Regions from separate parts of the Mus musculus genome. Here all the other regions are linked to region 1. Evidence: chromatin loops called from intact Hi-C (ENCODE). Cell type or tissue: left cerebral cortex. All regions are shown on one strand. Region 1 holds the start of Cdc40 (cell division cycle 40). Region 2 overlaps Ddo (D-aspartate oxidase). Region 3 overlaps Ddo (D-aspartate oxidase). Region 4 has its middle 64 kb from the start of Gm48057. Region 5 has its middle 71 kb from the start of Gm48057. Region 6 overlaps Mettl24 (methyltransferase like 24). Region 7 holds the start of Mettl24 (methyltransferase like 24).

Region 1 (4,000 bases):
AGATTTACTCTGCCTGGTCTCAGTTGGAAAGTTTTCGATCTCTCTCTGTTGTTCTTGGGTCAACTGGCGTACAGACTCTGCCTCGCCCTGCCTCCCTCCCTCCACACAGTTTCTTAACATGCTGTCCACTTAACTCTGCTGAGCTGATTGTGCTTCATGCCCAAGACTCACGCTACTGCACTGCAGGTTTGTCTCCACAGCAATAACCTCTGACCCCTGCGAGTCACTTCACAGAGTGCTGTTTATCTGGAGATTGGGAGATCAGACATTTGATGGGTTTTTTGAAACCCTTGCCACTCCACTTAGCCGTGTGCTTCCCTGTCGGACGCACACTCAGGTTCCTCCTCAGTTGTAATGTTGATTTGCTGCTTTTTCACAAAATAAAAATGGACTGAAAGTGAAAAAAAAAAAAAAAAAAAAGAAAAACCAGACTTTTTCTTTACCCAATTTAAAAAAAAAAAAAAAAAAAAGCTAAATTGTAGCTCTTTATATTTAAGAAAATATGATAAAATATAATTAAGATAATTCTAAAACAAATCAGCTAATCAATGAATTATAAATTAATGAATTATAGACTCACATATAGAGACTTTTCATCTATATGATTTCCTCCCACAAAGTAACCAAAAGTCTAATATCTTAATAAAAGCTATAATAATATAGTCTCAACAGTAGTTTCTGCTATGAAGGTAAAGGAGTTACTCTTTTAATAAGAACCCAAATATAATCTCTACTGAAGATCAAGCCTTTGGAAAAGATAGCTTAAATTATTCTTAAAATTAAACAAAAAATAAATTGAGTATTATACTATACCAATGTGCTGTCTCTCAACATATGGCCATTTAGAAATCCAACCAATAAAGCTGACCTTCAATGCATCTTATAAGTAATCACAATTATGAAATATATTAACTACCATTTCTAAATTAAGAGATCTTCAATATTTTCTAGACTTTTCACAAATTTAACTCATTATTCTACTCGTTACCAATTATTTTCACCAGTATTAACTATATAATTATTATATGTAGGCATTAAGTCTATAGTTAAAAAACGAGAAATAAATTCAAGCTAAAGCCATCTGGCCAAAGCAAACTCAAATGTAAATCAGCCCTTCCCAGGCCCTGTGGAAAAGCATACCAAAGCCTCTTCATGATTCATCGATTAATTAAAATACTTAAAGTTAGTTTAAAAGTACTGGGAAAATATCTTCTCTGATTTAACGCATACTATTGTGTGGCATAAGAGTATTGTTTCCATTTACATGTTAGGAAACCAAGGCAAGATGTCCACTTTGTAAATTGCAAGGTCTTTCCTAGCCAAAAAAAAAAAAAAAAAAAAAAATGATTCTACACCGTCAACTTAAATGTATGCCCTTTACAAATTAAATAATCCCTGCACCTCCAAACACTTGCATCGTCCGTGTACAATTCTGTTCGTATCGAAAGGGTTAACAAAACAAGCTTAAACACATAAAGAGGGGAAAGCCGATAAAAAGGAAAAGATGTTTCTAGTGGCTCATAGGCTGTTCTTAAATGATATCATTTAAGTAGTAAGTAGCTATGTTTTTTTCCCAAGGTTTTGAGATATATTCTGTCCTTAAGGTATTCAAAACTGGATCTACTCATATCCATGTCGATAAGAGTTAAAAGAAAAAAACTGTAACTGGCAATAAAATATACTTTAAAAAGAACTAAGTGAAAATTAAAATCCAAGTTAGGGAGTTTTTCTCCTCCCATATTAAATCCTCCCTCTCATTCAAATGAAAGATATGATTAGTAAATCGGATGTTCAAATATTCTACAAATACAAAACTTTTCTTATTAAAACGGAAAATTTTATATATAAGTACGTTATTCAAATATTCAAAATAAATAAAAATACTTTCCCTAACAGAAACTTAGATCAAAGATAAACTGTTCCTGTGAGTTCCAAATGGGACTGCATCTGTACTTGTGTTATGCGGCTCCCAACAATTAGAAAAATGAAAGTTTACCAATTAAATTTACAATGTCAATGGATGTTTGTACAACTGAACAACTAATAAACTAATCACACCGATTACTGAAAATAAAGACTTAGCTAATGTGAACACCAAGAAAAAAATGTAAATAGAATGTCGGGCACATTTTGTATAGTAAAGGATAGGGTCAGAATGAGTCGAATTAAAGTACCTATTCTAGCTAGGTATTAATTAGTCAGTCACAGGGCAGGTCGTGAATGTTGGGATCCGATGAGCTTTCTTTTCACCATTATTCTAGTTCATCATCCGCAAGTGCTAGAGAAGGTGTCTACGGAAGCTAGGGGGCATGCTGTAGCTAGGGGAAAAGAAAAATGGGAAAGGTGCAATGGATGCTGCATAGTTGAATAATTATCTGGGTGGCACAATGGGCGAGTCCTGCCGACATCAGAGCCCAGCAAGCGTCTCCCTAACTCTGCCCGAGGAACCTCCCCATTTCCAGGCATCAAAAGAGCCAGCACCCTCTCTGCCTTCTCTTCCAAACTGGAATATAAAGGGATGCCCGCACTCGCTTTACCATGGTCGTGCAGAGAGCCGCGGCGCAAAGACCCGCGGCCAGGGCTCGCTTTTCAGAACCGCTGGCACGCCGGGCGAGCCGAGGGCTCCGCGACTGGCTGCAGCCTTCGCCGGCGCCGATGCACAAGGGCGGAGCGGCGGGATCGGAGCCCCGAACCCCGCGCCGCAGGTGAGAGCCGCAGATGCTGCACCCAGAGCAGCCTCGGGCCAGTCCCCGCGCCCGAGATCCCACGCCTCGTCCTCCACGCGCAGCCCGGGCTGCTGGGCGGCGGGCGCGGGGGAGCCCGGGATGGGGGCGGGGGCGGCGCGCCCATCCATCGCCGCCGCTGCAGACCCCGGCTCATCCACACGCCCCTCTCGGCTCGGGTCGGTGGAGAACAGTTCCCTCGTCAGGACCCCGGGAAGAAAAAAAAGGGACAAAATCCTGAGAGACTCGTGCTCACCGCGAAACCGTGGGGGGCTCGCGCCGTACCCCTTCTACATGCTTCGGCGGCTGCCGCCGGTCCGGCTCCGCACTGGGGCGCCACCAGGAGCCCCTCGGGAGCGTCGGGCTGCGGGATGGAAGCCGCGCCGGGCACTGGCTGAGGCGCCGGGCCGCCGGGAATGCCGCCGGGGGCGCCCACTGCTCGCCCGAGCCGCGGTGCGCTCGACGCGCGAGCGAACAACACCGCGAGCAGCCGCTGCCCTGCGCCGCCCCCTCCCCGCGCGACGCTCCACAACCGGGCGCGGGGACCCGCGCCTGCAGCAGGGGGAGCCGCGGGGCGCTCTCCGCCTGGCCTCACGACCTTTCCCCGGAGCTGCACCGGACGGGTCCCAGGTCTCTGAACTTAGGATTCGCACTCTCCCCTCGAACCCTGCAGGGCGTACGGCGGCATGGTGGGAGAATGAGCATCCACCCACTTACCCGTCCGTGGGCAAGAGGACGGCGCTTCCCCCTGTCCTGAGGCTCTGTGGTATTGCCCGATCCGCACTTTGGGGGAGGGGGCCGGAGAGAACGGTGCTGGGCTCGGGAATGAGGGAAGATGACATCCAATTGAATGAAGCATCCTCTTGGGGGCGGGGTCGAAGGCAGGCCCCCTCTGCCGGGCTCCACCTCCTCGCTCCAAACTACATTTCCCATGGTGCCGCGAGCTCCTCGCCGCACTGTACGCCGGGAGTGAAGGTCCTCGAGGCTTCAAACACATCTCAGGACTGGGTCTTTAATCAACGAGGTCCTGAAAGTTACAAATAGTTGTAATCCCTTGTGCTTCTTTAGATAAATGTTTGTGAATCTCAAGTTTTGATACAGTTATCTCAATAATAAAGTTTTTTTCGAGAAGTTATAAATGATTTTTTTTAAAGGAGGTAAATATCGAGTTCCATGACAATCTGACAGGACCTGGGAGACGCTGCTTCTTCCGCCTTGGCCTGGCCTTAGCAGAGAGTATCTGTTGCAGTCATGTCGGCTGCGATTGCAGCTCTAGC
Region 2 (4,000 bases), 230 kb after region 1:
TATCCACTGAGCTATTTTACTGACCAGAGATGATGACTGAGTTCTGAAGTGTGGCATGAGACAGCCAGTGCAGGCCTGAATGGATGGAAGGGGGGGTGGGGGGGATGAATCTCTTCTCTGCCGGAACTGGGCTGTCTCCTGACCTTCACACCCAGACTGGAGCTGCCCTGGTTCTCAGGCTTCAGGCCTGGACTAGAGCTGAACCACTTGCTTTCCTGGATGAAGGTGGAGAGTTCCATCATCTGCAAAATGGAGATCTTAGAGCCATCTGCTCAGCCTCCATGATCACATGATCTGTCATGGCCCCCTTATGATAAATCTCTATAGAGCTGTATGTTGGCTTTATTTCTTTGAAGAATGCTGACTAATATACCAGCCAAAAGAAAAATGAGGGCTAGTTCTTTAATGCTTGTGTGGGAGTCGGCCTGAATCCCTTGCATTTGGCAGGTACTCAAAGAAGGCAGAGGAGTTAGAAAGCTTTGGAATAGAAGAGGGGGAAGGCATCAGTAATGTGCTGATTGGAGACCTTCCACATGGGAAACGGCAAGCAGGCCCACAAAGACAGACATCCACAATCACTGGATAGTGGTGCATATTTTGATTCCTTGGGTTGATCCAAATTTAGAAGGAAAGACAAAATTAAGGAAGATCTTGGTTATCAATCATGCTCTGAGCATTTTGTGTCAATCCTTACAGAAGTATTGTTTAGGTTTCTGGATTGGAGCCATGCAAGTCTGACACACAGCAGGCTGGTTTCCTGTGCTGCATCTTGGGGGATGATTCCCTGGACAGAAGGCTGCAGGTCATGGCTCAGACCTCTGTTGTCTTACGTGTGCAGGCTGTTGTCCATGTGTATAGTCTACCTCTCATCTTTCAGACAGGCGCTGTCTCTCAGCAGCTAACCTCCAGCTGTTGAGGTAATTTCCAGCATTTCTAGAGAGCCATTACAGGAGATAGCTAATTCTCACAGGCCGCCTTCTCCAGAGTGCATAAGGATGAACCTGCTGAAGCCAGCACACTCTCCCAGCTCTGCAACATGGTGGCAAGGGAGAATGGGAGGGAAGGTAAGCTTATAGCAGCAGCAGTAGCTCTAAGGGAAAGGCTCAGTCAGAGCCCTGTGGACAGCTCTAAACACACACTAATGCCGCTGCACCTCCTCCTCCTTCACCCCTTGTCTTCGAAATTCTGCTGTAACAGAGCAAGGCTGAGCAACAGGATCCACCCCCACCCCCACCCCCACCCTTAACTCCCTATGTGATCTTAAGATGCAGCCCAGAAGGGCAGCTCATGACCAACATGAATAATATCCTTTGAGAAATACCAAGGAAGCCTTCAGCAATTAGTGACAATGAAATCGGGGCAGGTAGCCAGGACGCCTCTGATCTTTCAGTCTTACAGTGTGGAGCTTTAGAGATATAAAATGGGTGTGAAACTGAGCCAGAATGGCAAACAGGAAGAGGTCATGGAGTGTGGGAGACTTGAGATGCAAAATGCAGAGGCTGGGCATCCACATGGTGCAAGAACCGGATGAGGAGACATTTAAAGCACGTTCGAGCCACATGGTGTCCCAGCACTGAGGGGCTGTAGACCCAGGTCCCCACCCCTACCCAAGGTGCTGTTTACAGTCGACACCTGATGGCAAAGTGGAAGTCAGTGTTCTCCATTGGTGTGGCACTCCACATATCAACCACACTCCACGGCATGCCCAGGCGTACACAATGAATTCTGTAGCTTCGAGTTTTGCTTGGGTTACTTTTTTTTTTAAATGGGCTTTTTGGTTTTGTCCATTTATTTTAGGTTTTTGGGGTTTTTTGGATTTTTTTGTCTTGTTGGGGGTTTGAGGGGGTTACACTTTTTTCATTTTTGAGTTCTTGTGGGTGTTTTAGGTTTTTTGAGAGAGACCATAAAGGTGTGGGGATAGGGAAGTGAGGAGAGTCTGAGTTGCCTAGGAAAGGGGGAAGCATGAGAAAGTACATTGTATGAAAAATGTGACTTGCCCCGTGAGGGACAAGACTCCCGCTGTATCAAGTGACACCCTTTGTTTTTATTTGTAACCATTAAAAAGGTTACCTTGTCATGTTAAGATGCCAGTTTTTCATGCTACATTTCCCATGCAGTGCACATGTTCTAAATTGATGTAAATACAGGCATTTCTTGTCTACTTTAAATAGAGTTCAGAATAGTTTAATTTTGGCCATAGGAACTCTAGTCTCCACAATAAAAAGAAAAAGAAGGAAGAGAACAAGGAAGAGGAGAAGGAGGAGGAGGAGGAAGAAGAGGAGGAGGAAGAGAAGAGAAGAGAAGAGAAGAGAAGAGAAGAGAAGAGAAGAGAAGAGAAGAGAAGAGAAGAGAAGAGAAGAGATCACACACACTTCCTTATTTTATTTTTATTTTATTTTATATCTTGTCATTTCTAAATTTTCAGATGCTCTGGTTTATTTGAGATTGATACAACATCGCCCCCTGGTGAAAATTAATAGAAATGAGACTGCTTGATTTAACAAGAATTTTTGTAGCCCATTAAACACTGTTTGGTATGAAACCCCAGCTCAGTGCTCTCTTCAAACAAAATCGCACACGAAACCTCAACAAAAACGCAAACACAAGCTTCTTGTCCATAAGTTTTATAATGTTTTTAAAAGATTTATTTAATTCCTCTGTGTGTGTGTGTGTGTGTGTGTGTGTGTGTGTGTGTGTGTACCTACAAAGGCCAGAAGAGTATGTTGGAAACCCTGAAGCTGTAGTTACAGGAGGTTGTAGGCACTTCATGGGCACTAGGAAACAAACTCTTGTCTGCTGGAAGAGCAACAAGCAATCTTAATTGTTGAGCCATCTCTCCAGCCCTGTCCCTATACTTATGGCCAATCGTAAGACTCCTAGGAGGTTCAAAACAGGCTTTATTATTCAACAACAACAACAAAAAAGTACTTCTCTCCAAAATGTAATGACATCCCTGCTCCAGGATTGCTTACTTCAGTGAACAATCTTCTCCCAGGCCAAAAACCCTCCCGAGGACCTACAATGAACCCGGGACGGTAAAGGTTCTGAGTAGCCTGAAGTTAGGGAGCCAGGTAAAATTATTCAACTCAGCAATTCTCAAACTTACATTATCACAAGACATATTCCCTTTCTCCCCAATACTTGCGACATGAACACTTTGTGTCGTATGTCATTTAAAAAAATGATTGTTTCGTCTCCATTAGCAAATTAGCTCCTAGGTCGCATAGACGATTCAGTCTCCAACAGTGCTCATTCACTGCGCAGTCAGCAGCTCTTGATCATTTGTGGTAATGAAGTATGCAGCCTCCACGATTGCTATGGTAAATCCCTCCTGGCAGCTTGACAAGATAGGGGATTGCTTAAGACAGACGTAAAGCCCGCCCTTTGGGTGGGGCTGAAGGTGTTTCTAGATATGGATGACCTAATCGATGACTCAATCCATGGACAGATTTGAGAATTAAATGAACTGTTGGGAGATGGTAGAGGTATAGGAGGAAAGTTGGGACGGGGAGTAGACAACTGGGAATGAGCGCTTAGACACTGTCACCCCATCTGCCCTGCTACCTGTTCACACTGCTTTCTTGCAGATGTGAGTTGAACAGCTCTGTTCTACAAGGCCCTCCCTGGCGCTATGGGCTGCAGCTATGAACAATGCTTTAGGTTGTTTCTGTTAGGTGTTTGGTCCCAGAAACAACAAAACAGACACAAAGTTGCTCCAAAACTGGCGCAGCCTTCGAGGGCAACTCCACCTCTGTCAGCTACCATGAATACCAGCTGGCGTGAGGAAGCTGCTGCTGCCTACCCTCGGTTAAATACCGGGGGTCCACACTGTGTGGTCCCATCTAGTGGGATGATAACTTCCTCTGTTGGCTCTATGACCTGAGAGGATCATGCACAGCTCTAGGGCTGACAGGGAGCCAAGTATATTTCTCACACATTAATCTTCTCTTATGTGCTTATGTGCTTCTGAGCCAAAAATACGAACTCCCTATCGCTTACA
Region 3 (4,000 bases), 250 kb after region 1:
CCCCCAGCCTGAAACCTGCTTGCTCAGGGATGGAGCTTCCCGCTCAATCTTTCTGCCACGCCTACTGCTGGAACCTGCCGCTTTGCTGTTCCGAAACCATCACGTGATCACCCTGCTACTGGATTCCAAGATTATTTGGCGGGAATTGGGCACCTCCCCCTTCCTTTATAACTGAGTGCTGAAATAGTAAAAATTGAACCTTGAGCAGAGAGCTTTGTCTTGGTTCCTTCCTTATGTCGCGCAGCCCAACCCCTCTTCTCTTCCAGGTTTCCAAAATGCCTTTCCAGGCTAGAACCCAGGTTGTGATCTGCTGGCCAGACACAACACTCAGGCAGCGGTGCATCCTACCTCAGAGGATGAGAGCATCCATCCCAATAGAATGGAGGAGGCTGGAGGCCGAGCAAGGCTGCCTGGAATTGGGGCTCAGAGCTGAATGTGGAATGGATCCCGGTAGGAGCGAAGATAATTGAGAGACGTTTGTCCCCTTGCTTTAGCTATCAGACTGTTGAAAATGGACCCCATTTTCCCCCAGGAATCTCATGCTGAGAGAGGAAGGCTGAACCCCAGTGTTAGAGGCTGAGTGTCTCCTGGAAAGAGATTCAGGCAGTCCTGACAACTTGTTAGACCATGTGCAGAAAAGACTGCGGCTGGACACAGCGTGGTACCCAGACCACACCCTGACCGGAGCGCTTCAGTGACACATACCTCTCCCCTCTCTTTAAACCTGATGGTGGGTGTGGTTCTGGAGGGTGGACTGGATTTTGTTAACAATGTGGCTAGACTGAATAACACTCCTTTTTGTTGGTTTGTTTGCTCCACTTTGCTTTTCACCATTGTTTAATTGGCTTGTGGAGAATGGGGCCAAACATGGCTTATTAGAGCTGCCAGGAGCTCTGGCCCAACCATTCAGTATCTGAAGGAAAACATCTCTCTTGGTATGGAGTTAGGTCTCCTCTCACTCGAGAATGAATAGAGGCAACCTTGTTAGGAGTCTCTAAAGTCAATCAGAATGAGTTTTTAGGCATCATAGGAAAACAGGTTTGAAGTGGAGAGGTGAGAAACAGCCACACTGAGGATGAAGAGAGAGCTAAGGATGGCCGGGTGGGACTCAAGGACGATGCGAACTTGTGCGAGTTGTGTTAGGACTGCTCTCTGCATGTGCACTGTTAGTCAGCTTTAAAGCTAACTCGCAGATCTCAACCCAAAGAACAGCACCTTCTCATCAGAGATTTAAAAACAACAAAACAAAAAGTCACTTATGTTCAGTCAGTTTGTTCAGAAACAAGAAGAAGCCTAGTTTAAAGTCTCAGTTGGCAAGTCTTAGAGACTGGTTTCTTCATAGCCTGACATTGCTCCAGAGTTAGAGCTTTAAAATGTATTTTAGGTTGGCAAAGCCGCCAGATGCATATGGTCTAATTCCGTCTTGACGCCATCACTGTCTCTCTGACAATGAGCTGCTGCTATACCCTCTGGGAGTGTCCGTCCACCCCAGCCTGGCCGACTCCATGAATACACACAAATCACTCCAAGCACATCAGACATCGGGTATAAAGCAGCTTCCGGTCCTTTGGACCCTCCACGGAGGGTGTATGGGCGTGGCCCAGGGGTTCTGTAGGCAGGCAGGCCTGAAAGGGAAACAGTCACACTCCCTTAACTTCACAGAAGCGGTGGCGAGGAAGATACAGCCAGGAAGATGCCTCCGAGCAGACGAAGGCCTTAATAAACCTGCAGAGGCCACTGCACCCACCCTGCATCTGTTCCTTACAAAGCTTACCGCCAGTGCCAGGAAAAGCAGGCACCAGCCTCTTTCTGCCTTTTACAGTGTTCTCTCAATTCGTCCTTGCTTACACCCGGGGAAAAACAACAGTGAGCACGTTCAACTGTGTCTGCAGCCTGTGCGGTCTCATATTCCTCTAACGGACACTGGAGGACAGAAGATAGGCTGGGGTGGCGGTCCCTAAGGGATGCTTCAGACAGGCTATGCTCCAGTAGGCCCAGTGTGGGCTGAGCCAGAGGGGCACAGGAGTCTGCTCCACACACAAGAAAAGGCCCTTGCAAGTTGGTCAAGCATAAAGCTGGGACAGCCTGCCCCCTAGGCGACGTGCAGGGTAGGTGTGTATTTCTATATAATCTAGGAAATCACCGGTGTCAGGCAGGGAGAAGAACACAAAGAATGTGAGGAAGTCTCAGGGATTCAATGCCCGCCCAGAAAAACAGCAGAAAAGCCAACAGCGTGGGCAGGGAGGTCAGCGGTGTGATCTGTGTGGGCCACAGGGTAAAGCCTGGCATCCTGGAAGCAATCAGCTGGTCTAAATTACAGGCCTCCAGCGCGGATAGGAAGCACCAGGCCTTCTAGATGCCGTCAAATGCAGGGTGACTCTGCTCCCTTCAGAATAATGTATTTAAGTAGGCTGCCTGGCAGGAGACTTCTTGTCTCTGTGATTCATTTCCTGGGATGGCAAGGAAAAAAAAAAAAAAAACACAGCCAAGTGTGTGACTTTACTGTCCCAAGATATAAAATATTACCTGTATGGGTGATTAAGCCTCTGAGGGCTTTTGAGTATCGGGTTGTTTAGGCAATTTTTGAGAAGGGTATGATGACCTTTGCTGGTTTTGGAAACGAATGAACGATTTAAGTTGTAATAAAATAATAGGCTTTTTCTGGGTTTTGAAGACACTGCTCCAAAGCTCACTGAGAGGAATGTTCCCTTTTGAATCAGGACACAGAAGACCGAGTGCTCACACTGTGGGGGAGAGGCGTAGGAGGCGACAGAACAGGCCCAAGTGTGAGAAGCAGCAGGGATTGTGTGACTGCCCATCTGGGCCTGCCCAGCCCACAGAGTGAGCCCCAGATGTCCAATTCCTTCACTGCCCCACCTCCCTCCAGCCTGAAGGCCTCCCCTTGGGCTGCTATGAGGCCCTGCTCTGTCCCACAATGCCTTTTATGAAAGAAAAGGGGGCAGGTAACCCACGCCATCCCCTATTGGTCATCTGGCCAGATGCCAGGCTCGTTAGTTATACTAAAAAACAAAACAAAAAGAAAACTAATTTCAAAATGCCTCCGGTCCCAAACATTTTAGATTCGGGTTCTTTGCATCACATCCGGCTTTGGGGACTGACAGCGCTTATATTTAACAACCCCACCCATCCCGACCCCCCCCCCCCCCGCAAACATCATGCAATGGCTAAGAAAATCAGCCAGAGATTTGTTGGTGTGTCGCAAACGAAAACACTCTCGCTGTGACTCCTAACAAGCTGGACACAGGATGTGCGGAAGCCAAGCCAAAATGAACTGTCAAAGGCTGAAGGTGTAAAGTACAGGCCTCCGAAAGGTTCTCAGTTTTAATGTTCTCACCCATCACACATTAGCAACAATAAACAGTGAAGCTATTTTTACTGAAGATGAGAAAAAGATTAAACAATAATTCACGATCAATATAAGATTTTTCCAATCATAAGAACTAAAGGTCTGTATTATCCGAATGCCTCCTTTTTTTAATTTTTTTTATTAACTGAGGAAACTAAGATTTTAGTAACTGGTTTTGCTCTGAGGGAATGGCGATGAATGAGACACCAAGTTATCACGAGTGTGCTAAGGATTTAGTCCCTGCCTGGCAAACACTCTCCAGATGCGTTCATAGACCCCTGGCCCTTTGTGAGCAGCAAGACCTTACAAGAAAGTCCCAGAGAGTCTGCTGCGTGAGCTAGGAGGCTGTACAATAATTTATCACCATGTCAAACAGGACAAAACACAGAGACATTTCAACTAACCTTCTCTCCAGCCACGGGAGGTAGGCAGAAGTCTCGCACTTCAGGGTTGTAAAAGCCTGGCCAAACACATACTGAGGGAACCGCTTCAGCTCAGCCTCTGTCATCTTTCGAAATCCCAGCACCACATCAGCCCAGAAAGGCACTTCTTCAGCGGGGACGCTGCGGAATATCTGCCAACTGAAGCACCAGAGGTAGAAAGTGCGCCTTACGTTTTGGTGAAGTTGTGTGT
Region 4 (4,000 bases), 86 kb before region 1:
AATTGGCTCTCACCTTCTTTATTGACATAATCAAGAACCAATTAGGGAATCCACGCCTCCCCCTACACAAAACCATGATTTTCAGGTTGACAACCAGGTGGCACAGTCCAGGGTCTCTAAGAACAATTATGAGGGAAGCCACTGGCGACACAGTTGCAGCAGCTGCTTCAGGCTCAAGCTAGGGAGAGAGGAACTGTGTCAGGAGAGAGAATTAAGAATAATTTCTTCTACCCCACTGTCCAACTCTTCTGGGAGGTTGAAGTGCTTTGAGCTCTGCCTCACACTGGGCCCCTGAGGCTGAGGGTAGAATTATCTGCAAGCAGCCTAGTGAGCAGCTTAGGGAGGGCACCCAAGGGCTGCCTTGAGGAGAAGCAGACAAAGCTTTTTTCTGCCTGGACTGCCCCAGCCCACAGTAGTGGAAAGGCTGGGGAGAGAGCTAACCCACACTGAGAACTTCCCTGTGTTGTAGGCTCTTACTTGCATTGTGCTAACCACCTTTGCTCCCTGCTGGTGGCTGCCCCAGCTTGCTTGGATCTACTTGAAACTGGCTTAGAAGTTCAGTGCACAGGAAGAACCAATAGGTGGGAGCCCAGCCATCAGGCCCAGAAGCCCATCTATGGAAGAGAACTATGCATGCCCGGCTGAAACTGAGCCCTTCCCTATGGCCAGTGCAGCTTAGTATTCTTCACTGGTGGCTGCAGAGAGAAAGGTCCCTTTCTTTGACAGTAAGACCAACGGCTTCATATAGAGGAAGAAATCCCCAACAGAGTACATTAGTGATGGGAGCCAAAGAGCCAGTGTGGCCACCAACAGCCCCCCACAGCTCCCCATAGCCCCACTGCAGCATGGGAGAAAGGCAGAGTGGAGCTTCAACACCTGGGGCCCCGGGGGGATCTGGAAGCCAGAGGAGGGGAGGGAGATATATGTTTACACCCACATCCTTCGTTATTCTGTCATCCAGCTTGTGTTGTGTGTTTCTGTGAAAGGGGGGTGAGGAGAAGAGGACCTATGTGCACACGATGTGCATAACCCACCTTGTTACTGCCTTCTGAGTGTCTGCTTGGAACACTTGTGCTTATCCAATAAGACAGGAACTCGAACTAGGCTCTAAATGTCACCATTTCTAGTAATTATAGTCATCCACATAAACAATAGGAAAACCCCAACGAGGCTGATTTGAAGCTTTAACTTTTACAAGAGTTCACAGACGAATCTATTTTCCCCCTACAGATAGAACAAGTAATTACTTAAAAGGATTGGGGGGAGGGTCCATGTGCCTAATTTGTGTCCAGAAATAGCTACAAACACCTTCCTGAAGTGGACAGAAATGTCTCCTATACATTTGCCGTCACTATAGCAAGTCTCCTGAAGTGGGTCCCGGGGACAAAATTCTACTTAAGAGACATCTGTGATTTCAGGCATGTCAAACTTGAAATGTGCATGTATGATTCTGTGCGTGGGTGGGTGGGTGTGCTCCTATAATAGAGTCTTTGTGTTTCTCATTCTCTGTGTAACCCACGCAGAAGTGGGCATGAAGTGATTAAAAGAAAAAAAAAGGGGGGGGGGAGAATATTTTCTAGAGCTACACAAAGTAGCACAGAGTCAGTGGCTGCTGTGCTATGGGGGGGGGGGGGAGACTCGGTAACTATAGCAACATGCTTTAGAAGTTGTTCTTTCCCTGCCAAAAAATATCAGGTAGGCCCTGAAGTCTTCCCACTGTCACATGGCAGGGAGGGCAAAGCTATTCAAGAGAGGCATCGGGCCAGCACACAAGAGGGCACACGAAGCCAAGTAATCCTCCTGAAACTCCTGAGCTCTGCGGGTCTGGGAAGAAGCAAGCTATGAATAAGGACAGCAGAGGAAGGGCGCACATCAAGAATGGATTTCCCACCCACACGAACAGAGGGAGAATTCTACAATAGCCCAGCTGCAGTCATTCCAACATAAGCTGGCATGGGATCCGGATAACGATCAGGGTACAAGCATACAGAGCCAGGGCAACCAAGGGGACGCAGGCAGGGCCAGGCCTTCCTGTCAGGCTTCTGGATAAGCCCTCAGGGAAATGGCTGGAATTTACACTGAACTCTACCATGATCAGATTCTGTTCTTATGCCATGTTTTCCTCTTAAATAAAATGGACTGTCCCATACAAACAAAAGAGTCGATCCCATAGGGTGAGCCCAGTCTATCTCATTAAGCCCTTCATATCACGGTTAGAAAGTCTGGAGCGGGCTGGAAAGATGGTTCAGTGGTTAAGAGCACTGACCGCTCTCCCTAGAGTTCAATTCCCAGCAACAATGTGGTGGCTCACAACCATCTGTATTGGGATCTGATGCCCTTTTCTGGTGGATCTGAACACAGTGAGAGTGTACTAACATATATTAAATAAATCAATACAAAAATCTTAAAGGAGGAGGAGGAGGAGGAGGAGGAGGAGGAGGAGGAGGAGGAGGAGGAGGAGAAGAAGAAGAAGAAGAAGAAGAAGAAGAAGAAGAAGAAGAAGAAGAAGAAGAAGAAGAAGAAGAAAGAGGAAGAAGAAGAGGAGGAGGAAGAAGAAAGAAAGTCTAGAGCAAACACCTTATCAACTAAGTTTAGACAAAGGCTCCCATGCCAGGAGAGCTTTCAGCTTCAGATCCCAGGAGCAGGCAGCAGGCAAGTGTACTACAGAGAGTGGTATCTGCTGTTTTGTGCACAAATGAGGTTTGGTCAACTGTCCTCACCTAGTTCTCTCTCACCCAGTCTTGATGCAGCCCCTCCTCTTGACTGCTTCTCTCTCTCTCCCTCTCCCTCTCTCTCTCCCTCTCCCTCTCCCTCCCTTCCCCTTCCCTCCCCCTCCCCCTCCCCTCCTCTATCTCTTCTCCCTCTTATTCTGTGCAGGTCCCTTCTTCTTCCCAGCTCTGAGACCTAAGTCTCCAAGTCATTTCTCCTCCATCTGTCCCTGCTCTCCACTGGATCTCATTAAAGTTACGGGTTTATACCTGTGTGCTAATGGTGCCGCTATTTATATCTGCAACTCTTGGAGTGATCAAATCAGTCACACAGATGTCTAACCGAAACCACAGACACAGTAAACCCTGTCTTCTCTTAATGAGTGGGCGACCACATCAAAGTGCACCCCTGCATATGAGCCCCGATAACCCCTCTTCTGTCCAAGTCTCCAAATTGCCAGCTCTAGTAGTCTTTTGAGTTTCCAGCCTCCGCCCTCCTTTCTTGCAGTGTTTTCTCCGTGAGGCAGCTACAATCTTTAACAACAGGCATACCACCACATCCTACCGCTGTTGTACTCAAGCCCTCCCAGAGTCACACCAGGAAGAAAGCCAGAGTGCCCGCCTCTCTGAGCCCAGCGCCCAGCGGGATCAGCTGCTCCTGCCTGCCCCACCCCCACCCGTTGCCCGCCTTGGTCTGCAGGGAAATTCGTTTTCTCTCTTGAATGTGGCTCCAAGCTGCACACTGGAATCCCTCTGCCCAAGGCTCTGTCGGCTCCCTACAGACAGCCCGTGCCTATCTGAACAAGGTGCCCACTGCATCCTGCTCCTGCATGGTGGGGTTTTTCTTTGCTACACTCATCACTATTTGTGTCATAGGCAATTTGTCTTCCTCAGAAAAATGTGAAGCTCCTAAAAAACGGATTTTCTTTTCTTTTTTGTCCAGTGTTTTTCTTTCCCTCAGGACACAGAATGCTACAGTGCCTGGCACCTGGTGAAAGATGAGTCAATATTTATAAATGTTGCCTAAACACATGCACACACACAGGAAAATAAAATACACATTTGTGTAACATGTTGCCTGTGTCCAGTTCTGTGAGTTTTAAACTTTTGGGTTTAATGCTAAATGATTCTTAAAAAAAATCAGGTAGTAGAAAAAAAAAAATCACTGTGCTAGAAAATTGAGAACATTTAGTTAACGCATGGCACTGTATCTCAGGACTCTGATATAAGAGATTTCAGAATTTTAGCTAAGAGGGGGCTGGAGAAGGACTGTAGGATCCTGCCCCACCAGA
Region 5 (4,000 bases), 79 kb before region 1:
CCATGGGCTGCAGAACTGGGTAGACTATAAAGGAGAACTGAGCTGAGTACTGGTGTCCATCTCTGCTTCTTAACTCTGGATGCAGTGTGTCAGATGCCTCATACTCCTGCTGCCGTGGCATCTCCACCACGATGATGGACAGTCAAACTGTGAGCCAAATATGAGCCCCATCTTCCTTGAGTCCCCTTTGTCAGGATTTTTTTTCAGAGCCACAAGAACAGTATCTAAGAATTAGGTAGGTGTACATGGATTAACTCACATGGCCAGTCAGAACCTTGAGAAAATCGCCCTCACACGTGGACCTGCTCAGCATGCTTAGGAATGCTTGCTCTCTGCCTTGCTGGAGGAGGGAGCTCTGCTCATCTTACTGCCCATCCCCACCCCACCCCCAGCCTTATGACTGAGTAGCCCAACCATGGTTGCTGAGTAGCTCAACCATGAATGTGTCTTCTCTACACAGTGGTTCCATACATACAGTGAAGGTGGGCAGATGTTCACAGGTCATAGGCTACCTAAGACTTCCCAATCTCAACTGGAAATTATAAGATTCAAAGGAATTTATAATCTATGGTTCCCAGTCCCCGGGAGTAATCTTTCATATAGTAATTGAGACAAAGTATGAGGGACTGGACTCTTGTTAATAGCTAGAATGTAAAAGAAGGAGTAATGGGGCAATGCAAAGAGGAATTCGATGTGCCTCAGACAATCTGCTCAGGGGAGGTAGAAGGGACCAGTTCTATATACTTTATAATCAAGATTCTAAGATCAGTATCCAGAAGGGTGGATTCACCAAACTTCTCTGAAAAGGATATCAAACACCTCTTCCTTCCCCTCCTCCTTCTCTTCCCCCTCCCCCTCTTCTTCTTCTCTTTCTCCTTCCTCCTCTTCCTCCTCCTCTATCTCCTCTTCCCTCCTTCTTTCTTCTCTTCCTCTTATTTTCTTCCACCTCCTCTTCCTCCTTTTTTTTTTTTTAAATTTTTTTTTTTTTTTTTTAAGATTTATTTATTTATTATATGTAAGTACACTGTAGTTGTCTTCAGATACACCAGAAGAGGGTATCAGATCTCATTACGGGTGGTTGTGAGCCACCATGTGGTTGCTGGGATTTGAACTTTGGACCTTCGGAAGAGCAGTCGGGTGCTCTTACCCACTGAGCCATCTCACCAGCCCTTTTTTTTTTTTTTTTTTAAATGAAGACTTTTTTTTTTTTTAAAGATTTATTTATTATTATATGTAAGTACACTGTAGCTGTCTTCAGACACACCAGAAGAGGGAGTCAGATCTTGTTACAGATGGTTGTGAGCCACCATGTGGTTGCTGGGATTTGAACTCTGGACCTTCGGAAGAGCAGTCGGGTGCTCTTACCCACTGAGCCATCTCACCAGCCCCCCCTCCTTTTTTTCTTCTTCTTTTTTTGTAGGCTAAATACTGCACTCATCAAATTTGAGAAGCACCCATGTTGGAGAGAAATCTGTGACGTGGTTTGCCTCACTCTTCTCTGCTTCTACTTCATCCTAAGCTTCTGTCTGATTCCATGGGGAATTCTGCTACAAGGCTGCCTGTCTGTCTGGCATCTGCTCAAGTAGTGCACAGCATGAGGTGTAGGCTGACAAAGACAAAAGCTGTGCTTTCTCTCATCGGTAGTTACATTTTAAAGAAATCCCAGGAAGACATAAAGCTTTTAAAAAGAAAGAAAAAAATGTGCACAGGAGAGTGAAACTCATGAGCCCAGGGATGAGGTTTCTCAGGCGAGCGAGCTGTCCTCAAATCACACAGGAGTCGCGCTCAGTTACTGGGTTAATTCTGCTGCCCTGACTACTTCATTCCAATGCCTTTCCTGCCTCAGTATAGATTATTGCATATTGACAGGCCGCTGGAGTGTGGAATTGTGTGATTCATGAGTGAGTTTCTAGTAATCCAGAGTTATTTTAGAAGCTATCAGTAGATGATTAATAATCCTCTTGCCTAGTTCCTGACAGGCTGTTTTGGTGAGGTTTACTATGGTCCATGATAGGCCTTGCCTTATCAAGACTATGGAATGTTTGCTCTCTTGTGGAAGAAAGCAGAAAAACCCCACGGTCATATGCAAAGCTTTAATAGAGACACATGGCACTTCTAAAGAGGCAATTTTCTACCCATTAGCAATGTCCATACAACTGAGTTGGTTGATTTGTTATCAATGACCATACACCCTCAGACCAGAGCCAAAGGCTCAGTCATGCCCACCCAATAGGAAGTAGTTCTGCTCTGCCAGAGAGAACGCTCACCACTTAACCCTCCCTGTCCAGGCACCCAGCACTGGGAACAGTCCCTGTCTGAAGTAGCATGGCCACCGAAGCAAGGCTATTTGTGTCCAAATACGACAACTACATAGGTAACTGGCCCCATGTCATTTATTTAGCCTCCTTGAGCCTGTTTAATGCAGGATGGCACTAGACTGTTTCCTCTGTGTGCCTTGCAGTTCTGTAAGGCTTGGTGTCTATAAAGCAAGGGCATTAGTGGGATGACGCAATGCACAGGAAACATCTTGTGTTATAATACAACAGTAAAAACACTTCGTACCATGCTAGATTTTGCACTGTTTTACAGTGGATTTCAGTTCATTAAAATGTGGTCATTTTAAAGGATAGGATAAGCATTATTTCACTTGATTTTCAATATTTTGGTGTATGTAGAGTGTGTGTGTGTCTGGGCAAGACACACTCGTAGGTGTCAGAGGATAAGCACACGCAGGCTGCCATTTTCTTTTAAAAATGTGTATACCAGATATTTGGGGTGGGGGGAATAGCGTGGAAATCTGAAATATCATCTCAGCACACAGTAGTCTTTGACCCCAAAGGCTGAAAACTGGGAGCCCAGGAGACTTAGCAGCTGAACAGAGAGAAAATGAACACTTTGTTTTTGTTTTTAAGCCACAAATGTTTTTATATTGCACGACGGAGCCATACAAATATTTGTTGAATATTCATGCCAAGTGCTCTCTCTTTAAATGAAATTCCCGTCGCATAAATGTTAATTAATGTTTGTTGATCTGTTGAAGAGTGACGGTAATCTTCAGCATTTAAATTTGGAGGCTGAGAATATTTATTTGGAAGCATCATCATTTAAATAGTGTATCTGTGGTGCTATGCCATTTAACCAGGGTGATTTTTTTCCCTCTAAAACACAATAGGAAAACTACTTGTTTTGAAGAGTTTCTATTTTTATGGTGGTCAGCAAGATGCCATTAAAGGAACAGAGTGAATTTAGTACTCCTGTCTCTTAGCCTAAAGTCACATGTTATTATAGGACAGTTGTTACTCCTGTGATCTTTAAAAAAAAAAATCACTTTGATAGCAGCATTTTTAGGTGTTAAAAATACAGTATTCGAAAAGAACTCTGAAGATTGTACATTTTCTTTGAAATATTATAACTCTTTCCTGGAAATAAAAGGTCTGAATCAAGCTCTAATAAACTATATTGCTAAATTACAGAAACAAAAGATGTCAGAAAGGTAGTTCATGTTAAAATATAAGATATAAATTAGGGCTGGTGAGATGACTCAGTGGGTAAGAGCACCCGACTGCTCTTCGGAAGGTCCAGAGTTCAAATCCCAGCAACCACATGGTGGCTCACAACCACCCGAAATGAGATCTGATGCCCTCGTCTGGTGTGTCTGAGGACAGCTACGGTGTACTTACATATAATAAATAAATAAATCTTAAAAAAAAAGAAATAAATTAATGCTTAATATGCATGTTTTTCTCTAAATCATCTCCCCAAGAAACTCACAAAGCATTAACTTTGTGCCAGCCTAGTATGGTTCCACTCCCTAAGATAATGTTTGCCGAGTCCTTTAGAAGAACCAGATCTTATGCTGGCACTGGACAGCTGGGTACTGGTCAGGTGGGCACTGGACAGCCGGGAAGTGGACAGCCAGACAATGGACTTCTGGGTAACGGACAGCTAGGCAGTGGACAGCTGGGCAGTGGACAGCTGGGCAGTGGACAGCCAGGTACTG
Region 6 (4,000 bases), 120 kb after region 1:
AATGCATTATACATATAGTGAAATCTCTTTTCAGCTTTAACAAGGAAGGAAGGCTAGGTGCAGTGGCGTACAACTTTAATCCCAGCACTGGGAAGGCAGAGGCAGGCGGAGCCCTGTGAACTCAAGGCCAGCCTGGTCTACACAGAGTTCCAGGACAGCCAGGGCTACATAGAAAGACACTTGTCTCAAAAAATAACAAATAAATAAATAAATAAATAAATAAATAAATAAATACATAAATAAATAAGGAAGAACTTTCTGATACATGTGGTGGTTTCAGTGGTGGAACCCTGGAAGTGTGTGTGGTGAGAAACGAACGCCCCACAGGCCTGGGCACTTGAATACTTGCCCCCAGTTGGTGGCACTGTTTGGAGAGGAAGCACATCCCTTGAGGTGGGCATCATGAGTTCATGGCTTTGCTCTTCTCCTGGATTGCTCTCTTTGCTTCGAGCCTGCTGTTGATGATGTGAGCTTTCAGCTCTCTGCTCCCACTGCCGTGCCTGCCGCTTGCCTCCTTGCTTCCCCACATGGCAGACTAGAACACCTCTGGAACCATTCTCGAAAATAAATTGCTTCTTACACAGTCACTTTTAGTCATGGTATTTTATCACAGCGAGAGAAGAGTAACTTCTTCTCTTACACAGCATGCCAAGTGAAATACTGCCACATACAAATAAGGACAAACACTCCGTGGGACTCCACTTGTGTGAGACAGCAAGAGGATGCCACTGGGACGTAGGGGGTGGGGACTAGGGCAGCTACTGCTTAATGGGTATTGGCTTTCTGGAGACCATCACTGGACTTAACGCTAACACACACTGCTGAGCCACTTAAGATTGATGAGCTAGCAATTCTTATTCTATATTCACCTGAACACAATTGAAAATAACAAGGCCAAATGAGTTGCATGTGTCTATTATTCCTGCATACTAGAGGCACTGGTAATAAGACTGCTGTGAGTTTGGGCCAGCCCTACCCTGCTAATAGGCCAGCAAGGCTAGAATGTGGTACCCTGTCTCAAAAACCCAAAATAATAGTAGGAAATAAGAAAATAAATATTAAATAATGACCTATTTATTAGTACCTATTATTTAAATGAATTGTACATATAAATACACAATTCTCTTCTTTCTCTCACATCATAACATAATTTAACCCATCCTTTGGCTTAGATGATATTAAAATGGAGAAAAGTCCATATGCAGACACCTCTGCTCTTCCCAGAGTCTCTATTCACCTGACAGTGTATACTGAGGTTTACACTGGAGAGCACCATTGAGGAAGCAGGGAAAGTCGCATGCCCACAGGTTAGTAATCAGCCGCCCTCTGGAGCTCAGCGCTGCGAGGCTGTAGTGTGCCATAAACAGCAGGCAGGGGGAATAATCTCCATTTTCTGGCTCCGCAATGCAGGCATGTGCTATAAAACTAAATTGACATCTGTTAGCAGGCTTGTCACATGGGCATTTTTTCCTGCAGAATCTGGAATAAATTAAATCTTAAAATAAAACTTGGAACAGGGAGGCTGCTTTGCATAATTCCTCCTAATGGTGTGCTGTGTACCCATCACACTGATTTTAAAGGGAAGTGCTAGGGAGAAAAAGTTTCATTATCGTTTTAATTGCAACACTGTTGAATATCACTCCATGCTGGGAAAGCTGTGGGGTTTTTAAGGGTCTTCATGTTCTTAACTAAATAGTAGCAAATGAAACTTCCTTTCTTGGTATTTTCCCTGGATGGAAAAGAAAGCAGATTTAATGTCTAAGTCGACTCTGTCCATCGCTTCTCAGACACCTGAAACTTAACTCATGGCTGCTCTGCTCCGGCTCAGCTCCAGAGACAAAATGGCCCTCACAGATGTGACCTGGAAGACTTTGCTCGGGGGGCCTGGGACAGGCTCAGTGCTGAATTTGCTCACCAACTAAGCCTCTATTCTCAGCACTCTCTTAAATGTTGAGAGAACCGTCTCCACAAAGCTGTCCTCTGACCTCCTCCCTGCAAATATACACTCACGCGCATGTGCGCACACAGCAATAACAAAGAAATAAGCAACAAATAAATAAAATATAAAACCCCATTGCTTACTCAGGGGTACATGCTCTCAGAGGATTTGCAAGTCCTATGCCTTCTACTATCAAAGGCTTTGTGCTTTTATTAGACACGCACAAAGCCAGCGTGGGGCTGCAGGACTCTCCAAAGGGCACCATACAAAGATTAATCAAGGACGCGTCTAGAGAACCTTTCCAGGTTCATTTGGTTCTCGTTCTGGAAACTCAAAATGGCAAGGTTCTGAGACAAATCCGCCCACTCCTGGTGCATGCAAACAACAAAAACAAAGAAAAAGCACCCAGAGGCTGGGTCCCACCACGCGGGAAATCGCCTTCATTTTAAGAGGACTGGTCTCCTTCCCATTCCAAGGGCCACAGCAGTCCTTACTCTCCGTAAAGTATAATCACTTCTGTGCCTCTCGAATACCTCTGCTTCCTTTTTCTCCCCAGTATGAGTTCGTTTGCCTGCATCACATTCTCCAGTGGTGGTGGATCTTTTAGGCTACATGACCGATCACATTATATATCTTATAACAGGGAAACTGAGCAGACTCGGAGACTAGTGAGAAAGCAGGGGGGACGCTGCAGAAGTGGGCAGTCAGGATCTTCTTGCTACAGGGCCTTACTCACAGCAGGAAGTGGGAGGTTTCAAATGAAAGCCTATGTCATTCAAGCCCTCACTAGCCTCAGAGGCTCCTGCAAAGACAGTAAGCTCCGATGCTGTGACAAAAGACCTGACATGATCAAATTAAAAGGAAAAAAAATAGGCATTCTGGCTCATAGTTCAAAGGTCTCAGCTTATGGTCAAATTGACTTAACCTGTGCTAGCTGGAGAAAAGAGGGAGGGTTCCAAGAACCTCTTCAAGGAGATATTTTCAGGGACCTAACTTCCTCCCCTTCTGGAGGGTTGGTCCTGACTTGCCATTTCAATCAAGTGCTTCTTGCAGTTGGGATTCATTGATTACCGTGTACCTCGCTACCATATTGGTTTATTTCCTACTGTTTGCCATTGTCCCCATCCAGGTGGCAGCAGAGCCCCAGGCCCAGAACGCTATTCCTACAAGCTTGTCACTCAGACCCTCTGCCCCTGGAATACAGTGAGGAGAACACAACCATGCCACCCACGACTTAATCCAGATGTGCTTAGTTCTCTCCTGGGCAACTTTTCTAGTCTTTTGTAGGTCTGTGCTATGAGTTAAATACAGGGTGTTTTGAAAACGATATTGCAAGATATTGTGCCCTACAGGAAAAAATTCACTGTTACAGATGAGTGAACAAAACTGGAAAAAGGAAAAAAAAAACAACACTCCTCATTTCTTAAGTGTGGAATCGCAAAGTTCTGGACTCCTGTTTCTAGATGCCTTATCCTCGGGGTCCTCTGCAGATGGATGGAAGTGGAAAGACGTTTCTGCTTTTCCAATTGCAATTCAGAGCCTTGAATGACTCATTACTGTTAAATCACCACTGGCTGATTTCACAGAAACACAGAACCTTCATGATTAAATAGTAATTCCACAAGATGAAGCTGCCTTCAAATGTATGGAATGACAAATGACACCCAGCTCATTTTGAAAAAAAAAAAAAAAGAAGTGCAAGAGAATTTAGGTAGAAGATTGCACTTGAGCCTAAAATAGCCTTTACGGCAGCAGAGCTGGTTTTCAGCAAGCTTTCTCACAAAAGCTCATCGGAGACATTACTAATCTCCTGTAGAGATCTGTATGCTTGTGCCTGCTGCTTATTAATGTTGTGCTTCCTGGTATTGAACTAGGTTGTGCCAAAAGATGAGGCATTGGAGCACTGCACATCCGACTTAGCATGGTACTGGGGAGGACTTAGCATGGTACTGTGGAAGACTTAGCATGGTACTGGTATGGACTTAGCATGGTACTGGGGAGGACTTAGCAAGGTACTGGGGAGAACTTAGGTTGGCAAGCTCCCTAGGCTTTCCACAGTAC
Region 7 (4,000 bases), 200 kb after region 1:
TAATGACTGAACCCCAGTACTCAGACTCCTGTCCTGTAAGTCACACTCACCCCCAGTTGACCTCATACCATCTCATAGTTTTAATGCTACTTGCGAGCAATAGCCCCAAATTGCTACTTCAGCCTGGACATTGCCTCTAAGCCCCAGATCAATGTGTCTGAATGTCTATTTGGCATTTCCAACTGAATCACTAAAAGATATTTGAAAGTTATCTGGGGTCAGCACATTCTATCTGTAATCTACCAAAGATAAACAGATAACAGAGATAAACCAAGATAGCTGCTTCTCCCCGTAACTTTCCAACATTCCCCATGTTTGCTACATCTCGCCACCTCCATAGCTACCACCTGCCTGCCATTTTCAGACTGATCTCTGTTCCAGCATCCCACAGGGGACAGAGGTGAACTTCCCACAAACACCCCCAGTGACCCCCTGATTCTATGCATTCCAAACCTAAACACTGTGAGGCAGGCTCTAGTCACCAATAACCTGGAAGACAACCCCTTAGGTCTCCTTAAACAGGAGACAGCAGAAACAAAAGTTGTGGAGAATCACTCAGAAAGGGGAGATTATCAAAGACAGAGTGTTCAAGGGTGTCCACAGAGGAACAAAGGAGGCCAGACTCTTAAAAAAAATATCAAATCTCAGTTCAAATGTCTCCTTTGTTCACTTTTTGATCTTTCTTCATAGGTTCAAGGCCTGAATCAAATTGTATGACTTTCCTGAGCCCCAGACACTTTGAATTCAGTTTGTGCTGGCAGCACTTGACCCAGCATCCAGTGGAAGCCCTTGGCAAGGGTTTTGAAAGCTTAGCACAGCATCATGGGAACTGCATGGACACAGTGAGAAGGAGGTGTCTCTTTTAGAGTAACTAGCTAAGTCTTTATATAGGAGGTGCATTTCGGAGACAGAAAAAAGAGCTGTGTGCGTCCCAGAACATAAGAGAATTGCCTGTTAAGCAATGCCATGTGGGAAGACTGAGCGCAGGGCATATAAAAGTGGGGGAAGAAAATCACTGAAAGTAGTGGGGGTGTTAGAGTAGAGGAGCCAAAGGAAGAGCAGGCTGGTAAATGCAGGGGCCAGCTCGCAGGTGGGGGCTGGGTGCTCAGATGCCATCAAGAAAAACCCGACTCCAGGCAGCACAGCCAGCCTTGCTTCGGAGGATGGCACCGCAGTTGGAAGCAAGAGTGGCAGGTGTAAGGATGTGGCAAGCTCATATATCCAATTCCTAATCTTTTCAGTCCTAGGTACCACAGAGCTCCCAAAAGAAGGTGTAAGGTGAGGCTTCAACAACCAGAGGTTTAAACTGACCTACTCAATGAAGTGCGGGAAGTTAACAAGGCAAGGATCTGGCCCTGGAGCATCCGATTATTTCCCACTAAGTGGTGCTATGGGTTTGGCTTCTCACCCGGTGCCAGTTCCCACTGCTGGGTAGGGACTCTGGGGTCGGAGTGGGTGAAGGGGGCGGTGTCTGGATGCTACTGGAAGGCAGATCTTGACCATCACCTGGATGAGCCTTTCATAGTGTCTACCCATCCGGTTTTGTCCAGGCCTGGGTGGGGAAAACACAATGGCAAGCCATGCCTCCTTCCCTTTCAGCGCCCCCTCCCTTGCTGAAATGGGTGTGGTTGCTTGGTGCTCCTTTCCTAGAAGGAGGTCTGCCACAGTAGGCGCTCAGCAAACGTTAGTTGAATTTGCATGATCCCTGCTCAATTCCACTTCATTCTATAGGGATACTGAGTGAGACTACAGAAAGTTCCAGGGAGAGCTCAGCTAGAAGGAAATAGAAGAGTCTTGAGGTCCCAGTGGCCTGAGCAGAAGGCTCCCTAGCGCCATCTGGGTGCAGGCTCAACTCCAAGGTCCATGTCTGCATGGTTTGCAACTGACCTTCCTGCGGAGAAGCCCGCCCTGGGCACAGCAGCTCGGCTCTGGGGACGTCGTGCTCCCGCCACCCCGGGGCAGCACTCGGCGCCCACTGCGCACGTAGGTCACCTGCCTCCTTCTGGCTCCGCGTGGGGAGCCGGGCGCCGACAGTAGGTGTGTCCGGGGTGGCCCTGGGGAATCGCCGCGGCCCGGGGGTCCCGAGCCCGCGTGGCGCAACTCCATGCAAAGCCGTAGGCCCAGAAGCAGCGCGGCACCGAGCAGCCACCGGGGCAGGGCTCCACAACCACGCCCGGGAGGCTTGACAGTGGCCATGGCGGGGACCTCGACCTCCGGCTGTGCTCTGGGTCCCACCCTCAGCTCCCAGCCGCCTGCAGAGAAGCGTTCCCAACGGACCGGGCTGACAACTGTGGCAACTCCCCAGCGGCCCGCCTTCTTCCCTGCGACCGGGGAGGCCCCGGCGTAACCTTATCCTGCCCAGCCGCAGCAGGAAGAGCGAGGGGCGGTGGGCTAGGCGTGCACCCAGGCTGCCATAACAGGGCTGGGTGTCCTTAGGTGTGACCAGCCTGTAAAGTCTGGCTAGTGGGGAGAGCCAGAGTCAGAATAGAGCACGTTCCTCCGGGGCGCCTGAGCTTTGACTTCATTTGTTGGTGTTAGTATTAGACACAAGGAAAGAGGAGAGGTGAGCCGCCAGGTTTGGCCCCAAAGAAAAAGTTGTCAAGCAGTTTTTGCCACTAAGCATGATATAAAAATAATCATACTTATGCTCAGGTTTACAACTTCTCTCCCTCAAGGGGAGAGAGAGAGAGAGAGAGAGAGAGAGAGAGAGAGAGAGAGAGAGAGAGAGAGAGAGAGAGAGAGAATAGCACTCCGTACAGAGGAGAGAATAGCACTCCGTGCAGAAGAATCAAATTAGTTATTCAGTTTCTAAATTCTGCCCGAAGCCAGCCCATGCTTTCTCCCTCGGTGTTATGAAATGTGTGGGGGTGAAGGGAAGGGAGACAGCCAGCGAAGACATCTGACAGCGGGAAAGAGGGAACAGAAGTTACCATGGAGTGCTGGAAATCAAATTAATTTAGCTCCAAACACACACCTCCCTGCTGCCTGGCAGAAATGCAGAGGGACATATTTATCTCTGGGCAAAACGCTCCCTAGCCGGGATTGCCATTGTCACCTTGACCTTAATTAAAGAAATCTAGATGCTCATAGTTTGGACTCACAAATGGGGTTGGTATCCCACTTTTGTTAGGATTCTTTCCCTCCACCTGTTTAGGGTGACATTGATTTCTAGATTTACATTCAGGTTCTTTGGGATTCTTTTGTTTTTTTTAAACCATGGCCAGATACCCACCCCCAACACACACATGCACGCACACACACATACACACACGCACACATACACACACACACACACACACACAAGCATACATACATGCACATTACACACACACACAAGCACACATACACATCACACACACATACACACACATATGGATATATTTTCCATGCTTCTATGTAGGTTGTCTCTCTCCCTAGCCTGCGACACGGACAACAGAGATCTAGAATGAAGTCTGGCCACCTCCTCATTTGAATGTTGGGATTTTCCATAGGGAGCTCTGCTCTCTGAGATTCCCATTCCTTTTTGGCAGAATTATTCTTTGTCAGAGAGCATTAAACCTGTTTCCCCACAGTCACAGAACTTATCAGCCTAATCCAGTGCATTCCCTGGCCATCACCGGTCCTCAGGGGCTTGGAGGTTTTATTATGCTTGAAAGTATACACACGTGATGGGAATAGACAGACAGACAGACAGACAGATATCTACTTGCCCACCTCCAGGGAAATTGCAGCTAAAAGTCTTTATTAAGATTATAAACTTTCATTCACACAAGCTGAGAGAGACAGCCTCAAATCCTGCAGTTATTTACTTGAACTGTGTTTGATTCACGACCCTCTCATTGAGTGATATGAGACACTAAACAAAATATGTATCTTTTCTGAGCTTCTGTTTTCCTGTGGGAAAATAGACCAATATTTAGGGTTACATATATTGCATAACTATGTTGTATTTAGTACCTAAATAATAATAATTTACCAATAACAAAATTATGAATATTGT

The links. Peaks named below come from ENCODE experiments on the same cell type or tissue, not always from the same donor. Only the 100,000 strongest peaks of a DNase experiment are listed, where the experiment ranks them.
Region 2: a loop joins it to region 1, with 10 times the contacts of the local background. A loop is called at or near these places in 15 of 42 quality-filtered maps.
Region 3: it touches region 1 in a loop (4-fold over the local background); 6 of 42 quality-filtered maps call a loop at or near these places.
Region 4: it touches region 1 in a loop (2.3-fold over the local background); 3 of 42 quality-filtered maps call a loop at or near these places.
Region 5: a loop joins it to region 1, with 3 times the contacts of the local background. A loop is called at or near these places in 3 of 42 quality-filtered maps.
Region 6: a loop joins it to region 1, with 3 times the contacts of the local background. A loop is called at or near these places in 5 of 42 quality-filtered maps.
Region 7: a loop joins it to region 1, with 9 times the contacts of the local background. A loop is called at or near these places in 13 of 42 quality-filtered maps.

What each region holds. Positions count from the first base shown.
Region 1 is chr10:40,883,050-40,887,049 of GRCm38, reverse strand. It overlaps Cdc40 (cell division cycle 40), which reads left to right and starts at 3,907. Exons shown (of 15, transcript NM_027879.2): 1 at 3,907-4,000. The coding sequence starts at 3,975. It overlaps Wasf1 (WAS protein family, member 1), which reads right to left and starts at 3,223. Exons shown (of 9, transcript NM_001379453.1): 1 at 2,980-3,223. In left cerebral cortex, CTCF peaks have their summits at 2,102, 2,311 and 3,312 (motif pointing right); DNase peaks (open chromatin) are centred at 2,445, 2,731, 3,583 and 3,919; H3K4me3 peaks cover 3,625 bases; H3K27ac peaks cover 3,150 bases.
Region 2 is chr10:40,648,308-40,652,307 of GRCm38, reverse strand. It overlaps Ddo (D-aspartate oxidase), which reads right to left. Exons shown (of 5, transcript NM_027442.5): 5 at 2,377-4,000. Among named protein-coding and RNA genes, the nearest start is that of Ddo, 20 kb to the right of the region's middle. In left cerebral cortex, a CTCF peak has its summit at 2,465 (motif pointing left); DNase peaks (open chromatin) are centred at 432, 1,507, 2,525 and 3,922; H3K27ac peaks cover 1,605 bases.
Region 3 is chr10:40,637,293-40,641,292 of GRCm38, reverse strand. It overlaps Ddo (D-aspartate oxidase), which reads right to left. Exons shown (of 5, transcript NM_027442.5): 4 at 3,772-3,948. Among named protein-coding and RNA genes, the nearest start is that of Ddo, 9.3 kb to the right of the region's middle. In left cerebral cortex, a CTCF peak has its summit at 2,095; DNase peaks (open chromatin) are centred at 2,061, 2,419, 2,783, 3,841 and 1 more place; H3K27ac peaks cover 3,880 bases.
Region 4 is chr10:40,968,927-40,972,926 of GRCm38, reverse strand. No RefSeq gene overlaps it. Among named protein-coding and RNA genes, the nearest start is that of Gm48057, 64 kb to the left of the region's middle. In left cerebral cortex, a CTCF peak has its summit at 1,770 (motif pointing right); DNase peaks (open chromatin) are centred at 1,484, 1,808, 2,699 and 3,311; H3K4me3 peaks cover 677 bases; H3K27ac peaks cover 362 bases.
Region 5 is chr10:40,962,316-40,966,315 of GRCm38, reverse strand. No RefSeq gene overlaps it. Among named protein-coding and RNA genes, the nearest start is that of Gm48057, 71 kb to the left of the region's middle. In left cerebral cortex, no CTCF peak of the experiment used is centred here; a DNase peak (open chromatin) is centred at 1,584.
Region 6 is chr10:40,760,252-40,764,251 of GRCm38, reverse strand. All of the region lies in intron 4 of Mettl24 (methyltransferase like 24), which reads right to left. Among named protein-coding and RNA genes, the nearest start is that of Mettl24, 79 kb to the right of the region's middle. In left cerebral cortex, a CTCF peak has its summit at 1,551; DNase peaks (open chromatin) are centred at 2,631, 3,042, 3,486, 3,687 and 2 more places; H3K27ac peaks cover 3,496 bases.
Region 7 is chr10:40,681,552-40,685,551 of GRCm38, reverse strand. It overlaps Mettl24 (methyltransferase like 24), which reads right to left and starts at 2,270. Exons shown (of 5, transcript NM_177793.3): 1 at 1,888-2,270. The coding sequence starts at 2,196. It also overlaps a transcript of Ddo not described here. In left cerebral cortex, a CTCF peak has its summit at 1,846; DNase peaks (open chromatin) are centred at 1,784, 2,316, 2,897, 3,465 and 1 more place; H3K4me3 peaks cover 1,426 bases; H3K27ac peaks cover 3,631 bases.